Regions from separate parts of the Mus musculus genome. Here region 2 is linked to region 1. A link is a loop called in an ENCODE intact Hi-C map of the cell type or tissue named here. Cell type or tissue: heart. All regions are shown on one strand. Links, peaks and the distances in the headings refer to the core of each region. The heading gives the core; the rest is flanking DNA.

Region 1 (2,918 bases), core at 230-2,729:
ATGCTGGAGATATAGAGAAGCAAAACAGGCAGAAATCCCTGTACATAGAAAGCAGGCAGGCATTACTAAAAGTGAGGGAGACAGACTGTATAGATAGGTAAAATGAAATACCACATTATACAAAGGCTAAGGAACAGACATGAAGTGGGGCAAATAGGACTAGAGTATCAAGGTATTTGAACTCTTAGAGACAAGGCATGCTACACTTGGAAATGTGACTCATAAGTTAAGGCCTGAAAGAAACAAAGGAGTAAGCCATATTGTGTAAAGGAAGAATGTACCAGAAAGAACACTCAATGCAAAGACCCTGAAGCCCAGATTATGGCTACCATGTTCAAAAGCCAGTGTGACTGGAAACAAGTTGAGAGGGAGGGATAGAAGTCAAGGTCATAGAAATTATGGAAGCCAGATGGTGAAGTCGTACAGAAAGTTAAGGGGGAGGGAGAAGGATGCCATACAACCTAAGGGCTAATGTTTATTGCATTTCTAGCATGTGCTACAGACAGTTTTCTAAGTACTTTACATATATAGAGACACATTGAGTCCTCATTTTTAAAAAGTATTTTTTGATTTGAGAGTAAGATACCCTATTTTACAGATATAGAACAAGGCATAGAGAGGTTGAACAACTTGCTCAAAGTCACACAGGCAGAACAGGGCAGAGTATGAGGCTGTGAAGATCAGCACAGAACAACTTTGCAAGAACAAACAAGTTACTCCATGCATTGGATCGTGCAGAGGAAAAACTCTACCTGGCAAGAAACATTATGGCCTCAGGTAGACACTTTAGAGCTTTTATATATGCTTTTCTCTTTATCAGAATTATCCTTCCCATGGACATCAATATGACTTGCTACCTCCCCTCCACCAAACATCGCTTCTTCAGGGAAGTGTCCTACTTGTCACTCTGGGATCTTGCCTGTTTATGTTTTCTTTGAGAACTGGCCTTGATTGGCTAGGGGTGCTCAGTTTGACTGCCAGCATCCAGCAGCTCCTCCAAGGGTGAGACCTTAGGCAGGTTACTTAACATCTTTCTCCACACTTCACTCACTTGTCTGCAAAATGGGAAGCATAATACAGTCCACCTTTTGGAGGGTATTATTATTTTGTTTTCTTCCTTTTTTTTGAGACATTTCTTACTGCCCTATGAATGTGTGGATTATAATATGCAAGGGCTCCTGTCTGTTGTGTCCTAAGCTGTTTTAAGGCACCCAGAGAATGAGGTGAGGAGTGGAAAGAAAGCCTTCTGGGAAGGGCAGGTAACTAGGATTCCTGGTAAGGCCTGTGTGGGAAAAAAAAAAAGCAGCAATCAAATTCAGCCTGTCTCTTTGATAAGCTAGTAGTTGATCAGATTTCACTCAGCTGCTGGGTTCTGGCATAGCTCAGAGGAGGCGGTGAAATTGCCTGTTTTTGCCACTAGGGGTCACACTGCACTCTATAGGCCTCTGAAAGAATCTGGTGTTGGGAATATTTAGTCCCTTAGAGCTGGGGGGGGCGGGGGCGGGACTCTGATCCACTGTCCCTCGGCACTCTAATTTGGACAGCTGCCTAACACTGTTTCTGCTAAAAGAACCTTGAACTGGCTCAGACATATGAGGATCATACTATAATTTCATGCAGATTAAAGAATAAAGCTATAAATCTAAATCATAGGTTCTTCAAAACCTTAAAAGGTTTATTCTTAATCCTTAATCCAACAATCCGAGCCAGGTGGACAGCTGGTTGATTAAGTCCCATCCTTGCAGGGACTTAAGCAGGTTCAGTGTTAGTTCCAGTTTGGTTATAGGAAAGGGTAATGGTAGGATAACAGGTGAACAGTGAACATCCTTCTAATGAGGTGATAATTTGTTTTGCTTTTTTTATTGAACATAGATTTCTCTCTATCCCCATAAACTGTAAGATATCTATAGGTATAGATATCTACCTATAGATATCTTACAGTTTGCCCCCATCTGTATTCCTCCCAGTTCTTTCCCACCTCCCCTCCCATTAGAAAACAAACAGGCAGCAGGGTAGTCATGGTGTGGTACAGGCCTTTAATCCAGGGCAGCCAAGAGGCCCTGTCTCAAAAAAACAACAACAAAAAGCCAGGCAGTGGTAGCAAGTGCCTTTAATCCCAAATCTCAGGAGGCAGAGGCAGGTGGATCGCTGAGGCCAAGGCCATCTTGCTAGTTTCAGGACATCCAGTACTATACAGACCCTGTCTCAAAATAAAAACAGGAAGGAAAGAAAGGAAAGGAACAGAACAGGCTTCTAAGAGATAATAATAAAATATAATAAAAGAAAAGAAAAAGAGCCCAAGAGAAGGCCCAAGAAACAGACCCATTCATTTGAACACTAGGGAATCCCATAAAACACTAAATTGGAAGCCATAATATATACACAAAGGATCTGATGCAGGTGGTTAAATGCTCAGACTCCTGAAACTGGTCATGGTGACCCATGCCAAGTATCTCAGTACTAGGGAAGTGGAAGCAGGTAAAACAGGAGTTCAAGGTCATCCTCAGCTGGATGGCAAGTTTGAGGCTTTCCTGGGCTATCTAGACCCTGTCTCTAAAAATAAATAAATAACAAAACCACTTAGACCCCTGAAGGGTGATACTTGGGTCAAATGCAGGAACTGTCACAACAGTGAAGTCACTTGGACATCTTTTCCCTTGTGTAAAATTAGTGATATTGTAATAAGAATATCTCCTTTCCAAAAGGAAAAAAATGCCTATTTTTCTGAGTTGGGATGAGAGATAAGTGAGTCAGTGCCTATAAAAATAACAGCCCATGCCTTTATCTAAAACCCCATAGACCAGTTATATTTCAGAATTGTGAATTTTTCAGTTTAGAAAGGTAGCATGGTGCACATATGACATGTTACATAACACCTTCAACCAGCTCTGTCACCAGCTGCTTTTAGATCGCTGCAC
Region 2 (2,918 bases), core at 188-2,687, 98 kb after region 1:
CACTTTGACAGTGCCAACTGCCCGAGATGGCTCAGCCCCACTAACAGGAGGGCCTCGTGGTGGTTCCATGTTGCCTAAGATTGTTTTCAAGATGGGCTGAGGTAGGACTGGGCAGCTGCCATAGGCCTCCTAGCAGAGGACAGAGGAGAAATTCAGAGGTCTAGTAATGACAGCCTGAAAGCAGAGTGGCAGAGGACATATAAAATTCCATCTCCAAGTTCCCACTGTTCCCTAAATCCCACTTTTTATGAACCAGCCCAATGATACTAACCCTTCTCTGCTGAGAATCTCCTATTGCTTATGTCATAGTTGAGTACCAAGATCTGAGACTCACTGCAGTGAGGAGACAGTGCACACGGTTCTGGACAGTGCAGAACACATGACTCTCTAGAGATTAATGGGGAAGCCATTATGTACTGCACTGAAAAATCACAGGTCTCAGGCACACAATGGAAATAAACAGGCTGTCTTAGCTTCAGAGAATGGGTAATCAGACACAGACAGGGGACAGGAAAATGGAGGATCATCAGACCTTGTTTTTAGATTGAAGGAAATGAAGACAGTACCAATGACCTTAAAAGGCACTGTGGGTATTCCAGAGCATAAGCTATAAGGCTAATGGTAGAATCAAAGGTACTGTCAGGTAGCTAATAGAGGTCACCAGACCCTCTAGAGTCCACAGAGGTTCGCCATACCCTAGACTAAAGAGAGATGTAATAAGAGTCACTACAGACTGTGAAAAACAGCTGGATAACAGACCACATTACACACTAAATCAAATGCAGTGGCAATGATGGCTCATCAGAAAACACTATCAAGAGGAAAGGCAAAGGAAGACAATGGTATCCAGATGAAGAAGATGGAGGTGAGGTTGGGGGAAGGGTTTCCAAAAACTGTACCTGATAACTACTGGGGGTCACAAACAGATTACTGGTGTAAACGCACTGTGAAATCATGGAAAGGGATTAGGGTGAACTAGGGATAATGAGGTAATCGTCAGACATCTTCCTAGGTGGCGTAGAATATGAAGGGCAATAAGGAACCATGGGAGAGAGCTGCATCTCCTGGACGTCGTGAGGAAACGTCATTAGACATTTTAAGGGGTTTAAGAATTCACCTTGGAATTTCGCACCCAAGCCCCAGACCCCAGACCCAATTTGGCTCCGTCCCGCCCTCCCCAAGGGCTTCAAGCTCTGTGCAGGTGCACTGCCACGCGCAGCAAGCGAAACCACCACTGCAGCCTGCAGGCCGACTCCTCCATCCACTCCCACGGTCGATGACGACGGTCTCGCCCTGGTCAAACCACTCCTTTGGTTCCGGGCGGGAGAACGCTGAGATTCAGACGGAAGCATCTTGGAGCTGAGCTTTCGGTCTGGACTTCATACCCGGGTCCCGCAGCCGCTCCAAAACCCGAACCCTACCGGGCCTGCCCTCACCTGTCACACCGCTACCACCACCACCGCCTCCATCTTGGGCTTGTCTTCTTGTTTCCTCTCAGTCCACCGCCACCGTCCCTAGGCTTTTTGCTATTGGCTCGCTGTGACTCGTCTCTCCATTCTTATTGGAGGATGATCATGCCCATCAAGACAGGGCCAGCGGAATGTGGGTCGTGTTCCGGATTAGGAGGGGTGGGCTCAAATGGCTGTCTCTAGGGCAAATTCGCCTGTCCTGATTGGCGCGCAGGCGCAGTCAGGGCGACTACTGCGTTTTAAGGACTTTAACCCTAACCGTGCTATAGAATAAAGAAGCTTGTCTTTTTTTGGTGTGCGTGTCAGAGGCACGACTCCATTTCAGTTTTGTATTTTCTGGCCATTTAAGACTGATCTGAGCAAGAGAAACCCTTAAATGCAATTTGGCCAGTAGTGTAAAGCACATTTTAAAGGACTATTCATATATCTTAATTTGATGGTCTTTAAAACAGGGTGGACTCAGACTAAATGATGTTCAGTATTTACCAGCTCTAAGAAACTGTAGTCATAACTTTTGCTAATTAGCGGATCCGTGCTGGAGGTCTGGCTCTAGGGAGGGAGGAAAGGGGTTGAGGAATTTGAAAGACAGACCACAGCTGGCTAGGTGAAGAAGGGAGTGTTGTTCTGGAATGCAATCCTGTGGCAGCCATTTGTGGACATATTTTAGGATGAATATAATTCTTAAACTGAATTTACCCAGGCATCAGAATAAGAAAAGGCACAGACACACACATGTGTATGTACCTACATTCTTTTTTTGGAGCATTTCCTTCAGAAAACTTTTATTTTCTCTGTCTATTGGAGATAGATAGATAGATAGATAGATAGATAAATCTTCCTTAAAAGCTTAGTTCTAGGGTTGTAGCTCAACAAGAGAATGAACCACAAAGCCCTGAGTTAAATTCTCAGCACCCTGCCCCTCCCCAAAGAGTATGGCAGTCTCTTGCCAGTTTTACAACCACAGAAAATTTTCCTAAAGGCCTTGAAACCATCTCTTTCAAATGTAACAACACCCCTATCTCCCTGTCTGATGCAAACTTCCTCTATGTGTCCAGCTCAAAGTTGTTCCTTCTTTCTTCTAAGATATGAGTCTTGGTTTTCCTTTGGATATAGTTAAGTAACAGATGGCCACCCTGACTACTAGATGAATTTAAGAGAAACTCTGTGTCCCAAATGGTACCGTCACGTTTTCTTACTTCAAAACGAGCTAGTAGTTATTTTGAGAACCTGTATGTAATGGGCTGAGTCTGTTGGTTCTATAAAAAGATAAGATTTCTTTCTTTAAGTTCTTTGCAAAAACAGGACAAGAAATAATTTGAAAATCAATCAATCATGAATCCAACAACATCATTTCTAAGTGTTTACTCTAGAGAAATGAAAACATATACCCACATGGTATGCTGGTAAATGTTAACAACCAGCTTTTCAAAAAGAAAACAATTGTAATTT

The links. Peaks named below come from ENCODE experiments on the same cell type or tissue, not always from the same donor. Only the 100,000 strongest peaks of a DNase experiment are listed, where the experiment ranks them.
Region 2: it touches region 1 in a loop (2.7-fold over the local background); 14 of 42 quality-filtered maps call a loop at or near these places.

Annotation. Positions count from the first base shown.
Region 1 is chrX:20,944,735-20,947,652 of GRCm38, reverse strand. All of the region lies in intron 1 of Elk1 (ELK1, member of ETS oncogene family), which reads left to right. Among named protein-coding and RNA genes, the nearest start is that of Elk1, 4.4 kb to the left of the region's middle. In heart, for the core only: a CTCF peak has its summit at 1,398 (motif pointing right); no DNase peak of the experiment used is centred there.
Region 2 is chrX:20,847,138-20,850,055 of GRCm38, reverse strand. It overlaps Araf (Araf proto-oncogene, serine/threonine kinase), which reads right to left and starts at 1,513. Exons shown (of 16, transcript NM_009703.2): 1 at 1,437-1,513; 2 at 1-129. The coding sequence starts at 69. In heart, for the core only: no CTCF peak of the experiment used is centred there; a DNase peak (open chromatin) is centred at 1,545; H3K4me3 peaks cover 1,782 bases; H3K27ac peaks cover 1,350 bases.